2 separate regions of the Mus musculus genome follow, and region 1 is linked to region 2. The links are chromatin loops, found by intact Hi-C in ENCODE. Cell type or tissue: heart. All regions are shown on one strand. Region 1 has its middle 66 kb from the start of Gm42228. Region 2 overlaps Fam126a (family with sequence similarity 126, member A).

Evidence for each region. A loop is a pair of places that touch in the nucleus more often than their neighbours do. Peaks named below come from ENCODE experiments on the same cell type or tissue, not always from the same donor. Only the 100,000 strongest peaks of a DNase experiment are listed, where the experiment ranks them.
Region 1: a loop joins it to region 2, with 2.0 times the contacts of the local background. A loop is called at or near these places in 2 of 42 quality-filtered maps.

What each region holds. Positions count from the first base shown.
Region 1 is chr5:23,915,461-23,923,460 of GRCm38, forward strand. It overlaps a transcript of Fam126a not described here. Among named protein-coding and RNA genes, the nearest start is that of Gm42228, 66 kb to the left of the region's middle. In heart, no CTCF peak of the experiment used is centred here; a DNase peak (open chromatin) is centred at 4,801; H3K4me3 peaks cover 1,037 bases; H3K27ac peaks cover 2,555 bases.
Region 2 is chr5:23,989,459-23,997,458 of GRCm38, forward strand. It overlaps Fam126a (family with sequence similarity 126, member A), which reads right to left. Exons shown (of 11, transcript NM_053090.3): 3 at 2,278-2,379. Among named protein-coding and RNA genes, the nearest start is that of Fam126a, 37 kb to the right of the region's middle. In heart, no CTCF peak of the experiment used is centred here; a DNase peak (open chromatin) is centred at 4,033; H3K27ac peaks cover 1,094 bases.

The DNA of each region.
Region 1 (8,000 bases), 74 kb before region 2:
CCGGCTCTGCAAATTCCAGCAGGTGATTGTGTCCGAATCGATGGTGGGTCGGCTCTGCCGACTGCCCTTGCTTCCTCCTAGCCAAAAAGAGAAGGCATTTTCATAACTCTATCTTTACTTTGAAAACTGTTTAAACATCCAGCATATAGCTAGCCACATTCCTTGCGAGTCATGGTACAGAGGAGAAAAGGATAAACCATGCAGTGCCTGGCAGAGCTCAAGAGAGACTCTGGTAAGACCCTACAGCAATGGGGCAAAGCACGCTTCAATTGGCGGACTGCAACTGTGGCTACTCTAGAGGCTTTAGTTATTTTTCAACTAGCCTGGGACTAACTTGTTCAAAATGCTTACCACAGAGCCTTTTGAAGACAGCAGGGTACACCTAGTGGCATGAAGTCCTTTCCTGTGGCATCAGACAGCAAGGTTGTAGGTGGACTTAGCTACTTTGTGGGTTCTTCTTTCCCCATCCTTTGTCCCGCCCCTGTTTTCACCCCATATCAATAGTTAGGAGAGAAAGGAGAGAGAGAGAGCGAGAGAGAGAGAGCTATGAATCTCATTTCTCTCTTCTTGTTCTTCATTGCCTTTGCTACTTTCTGGATTCTTTTTCCCACCCTTTACTTCACATCCCCCCACCCAAACCTTTTCACCTTGAATCACTAGAGAGGAGAAAAGGATAGAGAGGGGAGAGGGAAAGAGGGAGAGAGAGGGAGGAAGGGAGGGAGGAAGGGAGGGAGGGAAGGAGGAAGGAATGGAGGGAGGGAGAGTTGTCTCTTTTTTGAGCACAACTACTAACAGACCACATCAACATCCCTGAACAACCAACAACCACCCAACCCTGCCTAATCAGGGCTCTAGCATGTATATACCCTCTGAAAAGTTCACAGAATTCTAAATGTCACACAGTTGCAGAAACTACCTGCAGCTGGAAAAACCATGCCTTACTAGAACATGAGGCAAATCATTGACAACTGTTGAGGACAGTCCCTGGGATTAAAACAAAAACACATTCTTATAATCTCTCTCTCTCTCTCTCTCTCTCTCTCTCTCTCTCTCCCTCTCTCTCTCTCTCTCTCTCTCTCTCTCTCTCTCTCTCTCTCTGTGTGTGTGTGTGTGTGTGTGTGTGTGTGTGTGTGTGTGTGTGTGTGTGTGTGTATTTTAAAGAAGCCAGGATTCTATAATCCTCAAAACTTGTCACTACAAAGAGCTTCACCAAAGAGCTTTTCAGGGGCTGCAAAGCCCAGGAAGAGAAGTGGACTTTGGATCTAGTTCCTGTACATCTTTCCACCTTGTCCAGGTATCTGTGCCTTAGACACCTTTTATACAATTCTCTTTGGTTGTTGCACAACTTTTAAGACAATAGGAACCAATAGAGGGAAGGGGAGGGGAGAAGGGAAGGAGAAAGAGGGGAGGGGAGGGCAGAGGAGGGGAGAGGAAGAGAGGAGAGGAGGGGAGGGGAGGACAAGACAATTGTTCTACTGGGCACTTCCAGACACAGAGGAAAAGGCCTTACTCCATTCTTATTTTGTATTCTCTAACTCTGTCATCTCTTTTTAAAAATTTCAGACTAGGAGTTCAGAATATAAATCTACCCCTTGTTATCCTTGAACTCTGATCTCATTTCTCAAATCACATGTATTCAACAGATACTTATGAAGCTTCTATCTGCCAAGGAGTTTGCTAAAGAATGGATACTTGAATACTTCATGCACTGAATTCTCATCAGAGAGAAACAACTCACAGCATAATAAAAAGACCTGTATTATACCGCATGCCACCAAGTGCTGTAAACATGCTCTGTTACAGTGCACAGCACCAAATGCTATAACATGGAGGGCAGAGCCACAGAAGAGAATATAGAAGGAAGGCTTGGTTTGGCTTGGTGGGAAAGGAAAAGCTCTCCAGGAGAGGAGGTTGGTCAGACTCCAAATGAGGAAAAAAGTTGTATCTGAGGGAGGGACAGCAACTGTAGTATTCAAGGTAAGAATAAGTTTATTCTGTTCCATGACAGTGAGACAGCATGACTGGTGTGACACAGTGTAGGCAGATAAGGTCAGATATGTCTATGAAGCCAGGGAACGTGAGTCCTATTGGGCTGCATGGCTCTTCAGGGTATATTCAATGAAGGGAACAAAGGAACTTATTTATTTGTTTGTTTGTTTATATTTAGTGTGTGTGATCCATATGTCAGCATCTGAGGAAGCCAAAAGAGGGTATGGGGGTACCCTGGAGCTGGAGTTTAAGTGGCTGTGAACCACCTACCATGGTTGCTGGGAAATGAATAAATGATCTCAGGTCTTCTGGAAGAGCAGCAGTACTCTTGAGCCCTGAGCCATGGCTCCAGCCCCACCCAGACAATGGGAGGATTTTAGCAGAGGAACTTCATAGTGCCTTTCTGAAGCTCAATACAGTGATAGAAATGGCTTACTCTGTTTAGCAGGGACTCTGGGAGCATTTCACACTTGTTGTTGTTATGTGGATATGATTCTTTTGCCTGGTGTAGATCTTTTCTCTAATCTTTGCCCACTATAACCCAGCAGCAGTAAAGACCCTTTAAGGGAAAACTGGCCAACAGGATGAAACCCTGGGCGGAGACCTAACTACACATAATCAATCTAGTTGGACCAATCACCTGGCCAAGGGATCACCGCTCAGGAAAATAGAATCACTCCTAAGAAAGCAGTCTCACCTTAAGCCATGGTAAAGAGACAGGTGTGTAGTGACAATTTGGAATTTTGGTTTATTTAAAAAACCAGAAATAATATATGTTTCTAAGGTGTGGGATATGGGGCGGCTTCAGATTGTCTACAGCAGTGATTTGCCTTGTGTTCTGGCAGGGGTGTGATTTTGCCAGCTGCAGATAGTTTCTGTGATTGTGTGACGTTTGGGATTCTGGGGACCTTTTAGAAGGTCTATAAGTGCTAGGCCCTGAGAGGGGTGATGGGTTACTGGGGGGGGGGGAGGGCGTTGTTTGCTGTCGGTTGTTGTTGGTCAGGGTTTGTTAAGTAGTTGTGTGCAAAGAAGAAACAAGAAGAAATTATATATCCTGAGAATGAAGGTTAAACTTGCCCCAAGGAACTTGGCTTCCCTAACTATCAGGTCATAGTCTAACAATATCATCACCCCTTCCCCTCTATCCTTCTATCCTTTTTTCTTTTCTATCTGGTGTTAGGGGGTTGAAAGGTGGAAAAAGAGTAGAGAAGGGTGGAAGAAAGAAGAAAGCACCAAGTAGCCAAAGTGCAGCTACACGGGTGGAATAATGATCGCCTTAATGAACTACTGTGCTTTCCCCAACATTCCTGTCCCCAGTGGCTAGACCCTCTATAATGCTCTGTTGGGCTTGCCCACCTTTCTGAGACTTGACTCAGAAATATATTACTTCTTCCTTCTCTTTTTTTGTCTGCTTCCTGATTGATGGCCAGCACCTAAGTATGTTTTTTTCTGGTAGGTTGGGTTCCATCATTCTTTTTGTCATGACCCCTCCACACCGTGTATATGCTGTCTACCATGTGGCTGACTTCCATGCCAGTATAGCTCAAAACCATGGTTTTTGTCCTCCTCTTCTCCACTCCCTCCTCCAGGAAACTGCTGACATTGGCTGGTTGGCCCGGAATTTCTCTTCTGTTCCTGCACCCCACACCGTGTCAAAAGGATTCCAAATATTTTTTTAGTCACATCCAAACATTTCCTCAGGGGCCACAGAGAATCTTTGCATACAAGAAGGTTGTTTGATCAAAAATGTAGAAAATGTATGGAGCAACTGAGCACGGTGGTGTATAGCTGTAATCCTACTACTTGGGAGGATGAGACAGGAGGATTGCAAGTTGGAGGAATTTTGGAGGTTCTGTTGTTGCTCAATTTCAGGCCAGCCTGGAATGATATAAGAAAACCTCAACACAAACAACAAAAAGCAAAGCAACAAAATGTCCCCAGAGCATTGTGAAGACTTGTGTCCTGTGGCTGTAAGTCTGGCCATTTATCAGAAGCAGCATTGCAGGACTAACTCAGTACTCCCTCCAGGAGGCATCTGGCAATATAGGGGGGAACCTGGAACACACAGTGCAGGGGGCCTGTGCTAGGGTTCTAGGTGAGGCAGTCCTGCACAGTGCATAAGCTGGCGGCTCCACAGTATGGCTAAGGGGAAAGTTTTTATTGTAGATTCGAGGGAGAGCACAGCTATAGGCATGTAGGAGAGTCCAGAGCAGAGTTAGAAAGTGGTAGATTGCATATGGCCATGGGTAAGAGGTCCCTCCATTAGGGAGGGAGAGAGGGAGGGATGGAGGGAGAGATGGAGAGAGGGAGGAAGGGAAGGAGGGAGAGAGGAAAGGAGGAAGGGAGGGAGGAAGAGAGAGAGAGAGAGAGAGAGAGAGAGTGAGAAAGAGAGAGAGAGAGGAGAGAGAACCAAGAAAGGGCAAAAGAGAGAGACCAGGAGAGCTCATAGCTGAAACAGCAGGATTATAAGGGAGTAAGGGAACTGGGGGGAAGGAAGCCCATGAGCTGAAGGAGGGAGGGCCAGGATATCAGCATGTGCTTTGGAATGTGAAATGGGTACTTGTGACACTTGGGTCTGGAGGCCATCATGTACTCTGGTATGCTAATAGGCACTGCAGACAGCCATTTCTCTCTTTCCCTCCTCTCCCTTCAGTTAAAAAAAAGGAAGTGGGTCCTTGGTAGAGAGGACCTTGGCTCCACACATTCCTGAGGAAGGCTGCCTTTTGTCTAATTGCCAGGAGTGTGAGGAAATGGAGTTTCCTTAGGACCCGAGACACATCAAATGCTTTTCCCATCTGAAGTTCCCTTGTCATCTCTCTGGGAAGCATGCAGGTGGCAGGAAGTCCTGCGTGTAGGTTGTTCATGTTCCAACTCTAGGGAACCTACAAAGCCTGGGTCCCAGAGGTGCCGGCATGGAATACCGGACTCAACCCTAACGAGGAAGGATGGGAGCTTGAGGGGTTTTACTGTAGCTATTATTTCTGTCAGCTTCTTGACCCATAAAATATGCACTTCTCCCTCTCAACAGCTCTTTGGAATCCAAGGCTGCAGAAATTCGCTAAGATGTGTACTGTGCGTGCTTTTCTTACACTGTAAATCATGAAGCTAAGCAGCTACCCCTCTGCTCATGCAAGCTGTTAACATGACAAAAAATGCAGTCTATGCCCCAGAGAGTTTGTAATTCAATCAGCAGAATTAAAGAGCTACAAGCCTTTATTAGACAACAAAGTAGGAAATCTGCTTTCCAAATCACAGGGCTGTCTACACACCAAACAACTCAGACTTGACTCAGCTTGCTAAGGTCAGTTCTTTTCTTTTTCTGGCAAAGGATATTTTCCCAATACATTATTCATACTATATTAAAATGCACCAACTCAAATATATCCAGGATGTTTCTTGGCTTTTAAGGTTTTTATGTCTTTTACTTCCTTTTATTGCTGTGCTTTTATTGAGAATATTACTATTTCTTGTACAAAAATTAATTTTATTGGGAGAAATTCTGATTTGCTAAAATAAAACTAAACTAATTCTTTACAAAATATCATGGGAAAGCATTGTTTGTAGGTTTGTTTATTTTATTTTAGGTATACGTGTGTGTGTGTGTGTGTGTGTGTGTGTGTGTGTGTGTGTGTATTGTGTATACCACATGCATGCCTGAAGCCTGAGGAGGTCAGAAGAAGGGGCTAGATCCTCTGAAATTGGAGTTATAGATGGTTGCAAACTGCCATGTGGATGCTGGGATCCAAACCTGGGCCCTTTGCAAGAACGTCAAGTGCTTTAGTCCTGAAAATTCATTTTGTTCACAGAAAATAATTGTGCCTGGGTAGATGTTTTTTGTAGTAAAGGTTTGCTATGCAAGCATGAGGACCTGGGAGTATATCTCCAGGGCTCAGGTAAATGGGGCCAAGATTGTCACCCCAGTGTTGTCAGAAACTGCCAGTCACCCCAGTGTTGTCAGTCACCTGTCAGTCACCCCAGGGCTGTCAGTAACTGCCAGTCACCCCAGTGTTGTCAGTCACCTGTCAGTCACCCCAGGGCTGTCAGTAACTGCCAGTCACCCCAGTGTTGGGAGGCCAAGACAGGAATATCCCTGGGGCTTGATGGACAGCTTTCTAGATGAGCCAGTAAGAACTTTATCTCAAAATATAAGGTGGAGTCCAAGTGTGGTCGCACACAATATTATCAGGAGGCAAATGCAGGAAGACCTCTGAGAGTTCAAGGCCAGACTGGTCTCCACATCAAGACCCTGTAACAACAACAACAACAACAACACTAACAACAACAGCAACCCCTCCAGAAAAATAATAAGTTGGAGAAAGAATGAGGAAGACACCTACAATTGACTTCTGACATCCACATCTACAAACACAGACTTACAAATACACACACACACACACACACACACACACACACACACACAATTTAAAAATTTAAAAAGATACTCTACCACAGATAAAAAACAAGCTGTAGTTTGGGAGTATCTGAGCAAAATATAGTAAAATATAGGCTCTATTATTCGAGGAAGATAGCATTCCTCTCCTTAGTCAATCAAATAAATAATTAAAGTAAAATTAAGATGTCTTAAAACATGATGAGGCTGAAAATTCAGCAACGCCATTGCACGCTCACAGCAATTATGGAACAAGGGCAGGCCAGTCAGCACTTCAGCCCAGATGGGGAGGGGTTTGAAGGGCAGACAAATCTCAGCAAAGATAGGATTTGAGTAATCCTAAAACCTACACTAAGACAGTCATATTTAGTATTACATCTTGTAACTGCATAAATGCATATATATATATACATTCACCAAGGCAGAACATTTATTAAACCATAACACACAACATAATAAAAAGAAAATGAGAATCAAAATAGATATCAGTTTCTTAAAAGATATCCAGGAAATCTTAAATATTTAGAAATTTAAAGAAAAATTCGAAGGGAATTGAAAAATTGTTTTGTACAGAATGGTAAGCACGGAATGTGTGATGTAGACCAGGCAAGGCCTGGAGAGCAGCAGGCAGTGCCCTCCGCAGGGTAACCCACCTGTGCTGTGATGAAACACCATGACCACAAGCTACGCGGGGAGGAAAGGGTTTGTTTCACTGACAGTTCCATATCACAGTTCATCATCAAAGGGTAGAACTCACACAGGGCAGGAACCTGGAGGCAGGAGCTGATGAGGAGGCCATGGAAGGGTGCTGCTCACTGGTTTGTTCCCTGGTGCTTGCTCAGCCCACTTTCTTATAGAACCTAGGACCACCAGCCCAGGGATGGCCCCACCCACAATGGCCTGGGCCCCGCCCTCCTCTATCAATGATTAATTAAGAAAATGCCCTACAGGCTTGCCTGTAGCGCAATGGAGGCATTTTATCAGTTGAGGTGTCTTCCTCTCAGATGACTAGCTTGTTGCCATCAAACTAGCCAGCCGAAGCCACAGCTGAGACTCCCTGTGTGCAGACAGAATGTAAATAAGAAATAAGAACAGGACTGAGTTGGATGTTATATCAAGGAGCTGCTAGCTCATGTCAGCTGTGTGTAGGAGATAAAAGTTGGATGAGCAGCCAGCTCACGCCAGCTCTGCAGCTCATGTCAGCTCTGTGTGTAGCAGATAAGAATGAAGTGCTATGTAATGATGTAATGCTAGCTTGTAGCTAATGAAAGCAGAGGCTGGCAGCCGACAGGCAGAGACCTTGATGCTCGACAGTGAAGAGTGTTGTGCTGTCTTGCCCTCTAACCAGAAAACAACTTGTGGGACAGTGGACCTTGCTAGGAAACTCGGTAGAGTGGGTCTGAGTCTCCGGAAACTCGGGGTACACACCTGAGTCCGTAGGCAGCTCCCTGCCAGATTCCTGGCCTGGAACGTGCCACACTTCCCACATAAGGAAACAGATCTGTGGTCACATTGCCCCAGAACAGAGCTCTACTTGCTAATGAGGTACCTAGAGGCCCTGAGGGTTTAGTCAATAAGCTTCCCTTCCTGGATATTCCTCCTTGCAGAAGGTATTTAATCT
Region 2 (8,000 bases):
TAAGACACTCTGTACGAACACATAATCAACTGTAATCAAAATATACTCAAAGTCTTTATGACCAGTTTTAAATCCAAAATTAAAAGCTTTTACCTAATGAAAGCATAATTAAGTGAAAACAGATTTAAAGAAAAGAAAAAGACCATGTTGCAAAAAGATTAAAATTATTCACTTAAAGCCGATACAAATCAACACCAACATCTGTTTGATGTTTTACAGCTTGCAAAGCACTATTTATACAGAAACAGGATCAATTCCCACTCTACTGTAAGTAGACTATGACTAGCCACACTTTTCCATATAAGGAAATGGAGACAGAAAGGCAAGATCATGATGGACAGTACACATAAGAGCCAGAAAGGAGAAAGAGCTGAAGTTTACAAATGTCAGAAAACAATACTATATAATGTGAGAAATACAGGCCTAGGTAACATGAATGTATTTTACGGTGGTGATTGAACATGCTGGGTTGCTAATGGCTCGGTGACATTTTGGAATATATTTCCCTATGAAAACACAGCTCAAACTTGTTGGAAGTTCAGTGCTGCTTCTAAAGGAAGCCTGGGCAACAAGAAAAAAGAGGAAAGCAGCTTGGTGAAGAAAAGACAAGGCAAGCACAACTCTGACTCAATTACTCCAGATGAAGTCTAATGGCCTGTCGGGAAAATCTCTAAGCCCACTAGAATCTCATTCACAGTGAACGCCACAGCACAGTAAGTAGAGTCTAGGCTACTCTATACTCCTGCCAACACAAATTAATTACTCAAATAACACTAGCTCCTGGAGTGCACAGTCTGGTTGCAAAGGCCCATGGATCCACATATGTTACCTACCACTGAATAGAGATTCGTGGCAGGCCAGCAATGCCAGGGTTCAGGAGAGGCAGGGGTAGATGGCTCTCCATGAATTTGAGGCCAGCCTAGACTATATAGTGAGTTCTAGGACAGCCAGGGTTACAAAGTAAGACCCTGCTGAGAAAGGGGGGTGGGGATGAGAGACAGACAGAGAGAGAGACAGAGGCCGATGACAGACAGAGAGACAGAGGCAGATGACAGACAGAGAGACAGAGGCAGATGACAGAGAGACAGAGATTGAGATTGACTTTAAACCTGTCACATCTTTTCCTAAACTCAAAAACAAAAGGAATTATGCAAGTTATCTCCTTTCTATCTACTCCAGAGCTGTCTCCTTCTAGTCCCAGAACAGGAAAGGCACTAGCAGACCAAACGGCAAAATTCAGCGAATGCTTTGCACCTCCAATCTCCTACACTTCCCTGCTGCTAGGAGTGTTTGTTTTACTTGCTACATGGAAAAGCTGTATTTGTCCCTGGCCTGGTGTTTTGGTTGTTGTTGTTGCTATGACACCTGGTAACTTATAAAGAATGCATTCCTTCCCAGCTCTGCAGATTGAGTAGCCTAAGACCAAAACATCACCTCACAACAAAAGACAGACAGGTAAGAAAGCTAAGGAAGCCAAACTCACCTTGCGAACAGCACCAACCCCATATTCGTCCCAGTGTTTTCTCCTGCTCGTTATGCTAACAACTGAACCCAGGACCTAGTGTATGCTAGGCAAGAGCTCTCCCACTGAACCATATCCCAGGCCCATTTCTTTCTCTCTTTTTAAAAAGATTTATTTATTTTTTATTTATATGAGTACACTGCAGCTGTCTTCAGACACACACTAGAAGAGTGCTTTGGATCCCATTACCGATAGTTGTGAGCCACCATGTAGTTGCTGGGAATTGAACTCAGGACCTCTGGAAGAGCAGTGAGTACTCTTAACTGCTGAGCCATCTCTCCGGCCACCAGGCCCATTTCTTAGTATTTGCTACAGTGGTAAGTACATTCCCAGATGACTCTTAGAGGTAACGACCATGCAAACCATAGAAAGACGCAGTTCTGCATGGTTACTCAGTCTCTCTCACCTTTCTCTTATGATGAAGATCACTGCTCTTTGAGCCCCTAATGTCCACCATAGTAATGGCTTATAGCAGGCACATCAATATTTGCTGAAGAAAAAAGATTATTTGCACGACTTAGACGTTCCAAGGCTATGGAGACTCAGAGACATACAGAAGGAGAACACGGAGAAAGATGGATTTGGGGATACAGTAAGGATTCTAGTTTTCATTCTGGAGAATGATACACTGAAATTAATTTTATTCTTGTTTTGCAAATATATACATTTTCTTACCTTACACATGTATGTTATATTTTATGTTTAAATAAAAATAATCAACTGAATATTATTCATACAAACTGTAATGTACTTACCTCACTCTGTGGCTCCTGGATAACTTTATAGAGAGATGTAACTAAAGAACTCTTGTCTTTCAAATTTGTGGCATAATTTGGCAAAGATGTTTCTGGGAGTGTCTAAACAAATTAAAAAAATTATTTTTATGAAATTCTAAATCAGACAAATTCATACAAAAGAAAATTAGTATATATTGGTCATTAACACAGAAGGAAGGAAACAAAGAAAGACTGACTAAAAGACATAGTTTCCAGAATTCCATGCTGGTGTTTGGTACAACTTTATAAAAATATCAAAAGAACAAGAACAAAAATAAATAAAATAAAATTAACCCTGCATTCTCACTTAAGACAGTGAATTTTATGTGATATAGATTATAACTCAACAATAGCAAATTTAAAAAAAAGTTTTATTCTTTTATTACCAATAGGGTCAATCACCATCAGAACTCGTGATTGGAATCAGGGCAATGGCTCGGTACATAAAGCACTTGCTGCACAAGCGTGCAGAGCAGAATTAGGATTCCCAGGTCCCACATCAAAGCTGGGCCGGCATGGTGCTGACTTTAGTCCCAGTACTCTGGAGGCGGGGACAGGACATTACCAAGGGAAGCTGGCTTGCTAGACTAGCCAATGGTGCGCTCCGTGTTCAACCAGAGACCCTGCCTCCATTAGTTAAGTGCAAAGTAATCAAAGAAGATACTCAGTCTCAACTGTGGACCTACACATGCACTCCCACATGTGCAAGTGCACCCACACACATGCAAACACCCATGAACACACGCATGCAGCCCACACATTTATAGACATTCAAATGAGAAAACTTCATCTTTAACTGCCGGTTTAGATCAGAAACAATATTGAACCACATGTAAAGACAGTTCCGCCTTCAGAGCATCAGGAGTGATAGATCTCCTTAGGTCCATGAGGATGTGCTAATGTGTCTAACATGTACACCACAGGCCACCGGGTCCAAATACTCCTGAGTTCCATGCTACTGCCAGAGATGAGTCTAAACTGCAGGTGGGGCAAAATACATAGACTCCTCAGAACTGGGAAACTCGGAACTGTACTTCCACAAATTAATTCTGCTAATGCCAGTTAAAATACAGACCATCAACCACAGCCTGTTGGCACTACTTCTTCAGCTCAGAGAGAGGAATGGAGACAGAGACTCTCAGTAGTAACTCAAAAGCATGGGTGAAAAGGTGACAGGAAAAAACTGAAGAGAAAATTTACTGTAACAATAATAAAACGTATCCTTTAGAGCTTATCTCATTAGCAGTGTTTGTCTCCCCATCACTGCTCACTCACTCCCACAACAGACAGCATCTCAAAGACTCCTAACAGCCATGCTAAGACACGCACCAGATCACACATATCCCATAACCAAGTATTTCATGATTTAACATGGGCTGTGGCTACAATACACAGTTTTACGTGTGCATAAGTATGCATAGAAAATTAAGCTGTATCGCTTCTTACAGCAGGGTTATTTGATTCATTCTTACTTCACTTTCTTCCCAAGGGAAAGCTGTCTTTTCCCCTCTCCATCCCCATCACTCAACAGAAAGCCTCAGCCTCAGACCTTTGCTGGGAGAGCACTGAGGGACAGAAAGAATTGAAACTAACATTGTCTGGACTCTTTAAAACCAGGTCCTATTTTGCCTGAAGACATGTAAGTGACTAGGTCTTTCTGATTTAATAAGGGCTTTGTTTCCCAGCATGGTGAGTAAATGTGAAGCATTTGGAAGCCTGCCACCATTCTCCAGAACAATAGCAGCAACAGCCACAACAGCAAAAGCAGCTCCCATGCCCTGCTCCGGAAGGCAGAGAAACAAAGACCTCCAGGCCACATTCCATTTCTGTCATGTAATCAAGAGTAACCTAATACTGGAGAAATTTATATAACAGCATCAGCTGTCGAATCTCATTAAAGCAAGCCTAAAGGTATGTGCAAAGCACACGATTTAATCTACACAGCAAGTGAAGCACACTATGGAGTCTATGTGAGCACATAAAGTATGAAGCCACAGGCTTCAGGGTTATTATCCTTCCCATCTCCCTCTCTGACCCTGTCCTCCCATCCCTCACCCCATTTCTTCCAACACTAAAGGCCTTTATGGAAACCTACCATAGAAACCTCCTCAAATGTAAACACATACACCTGCATATATAAAATGAGCTACCTTATAATGGAGAATGACGACAGCCCCCTAAGGTGTATGAGCTACCCCCTTTTGAGCTGTTACTTAATAGGGTCACATAGACAACTCCCCTCCTAATTCCAGGGTTAATTTTTCTGTTCTTGGGTTTTTGTTGTTTGTTGGTGGTTGGTTTGGGGGAGGGGTGATTTTTGTTTGGTTTGTTTTGGGGTATGTTTTTGTTTTTTGTTTTGTTTTGTTTGCTATTGCTCTTGGATATCCTCCAGAACTTAAGGTAAAACCCTACTGCTAAAGATACCAGATATCTACATAATAGGACATGGAAAAGCCAAGCTTGTACCATCCTAGATGCTGCCTTACTTCCTAGTTCTCAGTGCTGGAAGGCTTTATGCATCTTACTAGGGAAGTTTTACTTGTGAACACTGTAAGCACCAACAATGACTGTACGAGCCAGAGAGACTGGATGTCTGCAGTGAAACAATATTTGTCAGACATGATGCCTCAGTTGCACATGGGAACTCACAGCATCTGAGACAGCACAGGATTTGCACAAGATCAAGCAGCTGAAGTCCTAGCAGGGAGAGGGAGGGGCCCATGAAGTCCCTCTCCCATCTGAGGAGCAATTAGTAATTAATGGCTGCGGGGTGTGAGAAAGTGAATTTTCTCAGGGATGCTGGCCCTAAGAGGCTGGCTACCTATGCTCCAGTAGATGGTCCCACATCCTACACATATAGGCACAACTAAATGGACCCAGTGAGTATTTCAAAAAAAATTTTAAAGATTAGAAGAAAAAACATATGAAATTAGGAGAAAAAGTAAGAAGGAAGGATAGGAAAGGAACTGCAGGGGAGAGAAGTGGGGAAGGGTTGATTAAAATACACATGCACATATAAATATTAAGTAAAATATTTTTAAAAGAGAAAAAGAAATAGCCAGAGTTAAAAGTACATCTCTTTTCTAAAATCTCAAACTCTGTGAAGCGCAGAATCCTGGGGCTTCTGTTGATAAATAAGAAAAGAAAGCCTTTAAAACCAGTGAGGCAAAACCAGCCATCATATACAGCTCAAAATGCCTTCACTATCTCATGGTTTGTATGTGAGGAAAGTCACCTTTCTACACAAGGGAAGGGTATAACTACTGCGCTTACGGTGCTACACGAGGGAGACAGAGAGATGGCTTAACATAAGAACCCTGACTGGCCTTCCAGAGGACCTGGGGTGATTCCTACTCTCAGTGCCTACACAGTGACTCACAGCTATCTATAACTCCAGTCCCAAGGGATCCCACCTCCCCTTTTGGCTTTTGCAGGTGCCAGACATGCACATGGTACACAGACATGCATGCAGACAAAACACCCATAGGCATAAGATAAATACATAAAAATTAAAACAAAATAAATGGTGCTTTGAAGAACTAATCTTAAGGACCAGATGAACTCAAGAACTGTCGGCCTTCTCAATTACCATGTTTCTTACGCTGTTGAATGCAGAATGGAGACGAAATTTTAAGAAAAAAGTTGAATGCTTCATACTTAAGTACCATTTGGCAGATGGCTTTTAAAATGTAAGGAGGTGACATGGATTGGGTGGAAGAAGACAGGCAGATGGGTGAAGATTCAATAAAGAGAACAATCCCATTCAACAGCTTCATACATGAAAATGGATTTTTGAGCCATATATTGAGTATCAGAAAATTGAAAAACTTAGGAGCCTAGAATCTGCTACATAAAATACACAAAGCAATCTGAAACTTTTTTTTTACAAATAAGTCATTGAAAATATTAATTATTCATGAGACCCTAGTTTAGTCACTTTGTTAGTCTACTTAGAGAATAATACCAACAAGTTAGCTAGTACAGAGACTATGAGTGTCTACTTAGAACATACAACCAACACCTTAGCTAGTACAGAGACTGAATGTTTTTCTCCAATCACAAGATTTTATTTTAAACTCTTACATTTACTTATTATTTATTATTTAGTGTGTATGTGTGTGTAGTCACTGAACAATCAGTGAGAGGAATTAGTTGTCTCTGTGGGTTCTGGGCTCTAACTCAGGTCATCAAATTTGGTGGCAAGTACCTTCACACCCCCCTACCCTCACCCTCCCCCCAAACTATCCAGCCCACTAGAAAAAAATTTACAGGAGTTTATATTGTGTGTACATTTTCGGATAACGTTTTACAGGAAGCAAACTACACTGTCTCTGTGTTTTGGAGGCTGCTGAGTTCGATTACGAAAGGAGGAGTTCAAACTGTGACCAGGGCACAGCACCTACGGCAACCTTTGTAATGCTACTGACTGAGCTGTAATGATTTACTCAGTAAACTGCTTCTAGAACTGAGAACCCATGACCTGTTGCTGACTCTCTGCCCACTCAGTCAGTTACAATGATGTTGCCAAAGATGTGCTACTCAAACAAACAAACAAACAAACAAACAACAAAAACCCCAAAGGGCCAAAAATGGGATTGTCTTTAAAAAATAAACAAAACACAAAAAGGAGAGTGGGCGCTGGACAGACAGCCAGCAGTTAAGAGTTCTTGCTATCCTTCTAGAGGAGCAGAGTCTCAGCCCAGAATCCACACCGGGTCCCAGGAGCCAGCGGTGGCACAGCCACCTCCAAGGTATAAGAAGCTTTTTTCCGCATGTATACATGTACATGAAAATTAAAAATCCAAACAAAATTCCTGTCTTAAAATGTTTAACTAAAACACATAGTATCACATCACAATAATTTGAAAAGGTAGCCTCATTCCAAGAGCACTTAGAATATTTGTTCCCTAGCCGGGCATGGTGGCCCACGCCTTTAATCCCAGCACTCGGGAGGCAGAGGTAGGCGGATTTCTGAGTTCGAGGCCAGCCTGGTCTACAGAGTGAGTTCCAGGACAGCCAGGGCTATAGAGAAACCCTGTCTCAAAAAACCAAAAAAAAAAAAAAAAAAAAAAAGAATATTTGTTCCCACGCATTCTTGTACCTTGTGTTACTTGGTTTACTGCTGATAATCTCGATTTCTTTATCAAACCAACAGCTGAGTGCAACACACATTAACATACTGCAGAATGCTCACCAAATTAAGCAAGGGATAGGAAACTCCTTGACTTGGTAACAATACAAATTTGAAGGCATTTAAACATCATAGCATCACAGAAACAAACTGATTGGAATTTTGGTGAATTTAATTTGAGGAGGGAAGAAGGAATTACACCATTGCTTTTTGTTTCATGTGGCCTAGGATTCCATCAATCCCTCTCCCATTGGAAAAGTTTCCTTATCTTTATATTAAATTTTTAAACTTTACAAAATGTTGATATGCCACAGCAATGCATCCTAATGACAAAGCATTACTTAGATGAAGCCTTTATGCTTTCATACTCTTAGTTTCTTTTAGTGGAAGACAGTATTTAGTAAAGCAAGACTTGGTGCTTGCTATATTGCTATGCGAGAGGGTGCACTACCTACAAGGTCCTCTAAGCACAGCACCAAGAAATGTACACATGCACATGCGTATCTGACACATCTTTAGAACCCATGCTTCCCACCCAGTCTTCCAACTCTGGTCTAACCCCACTCCTTGA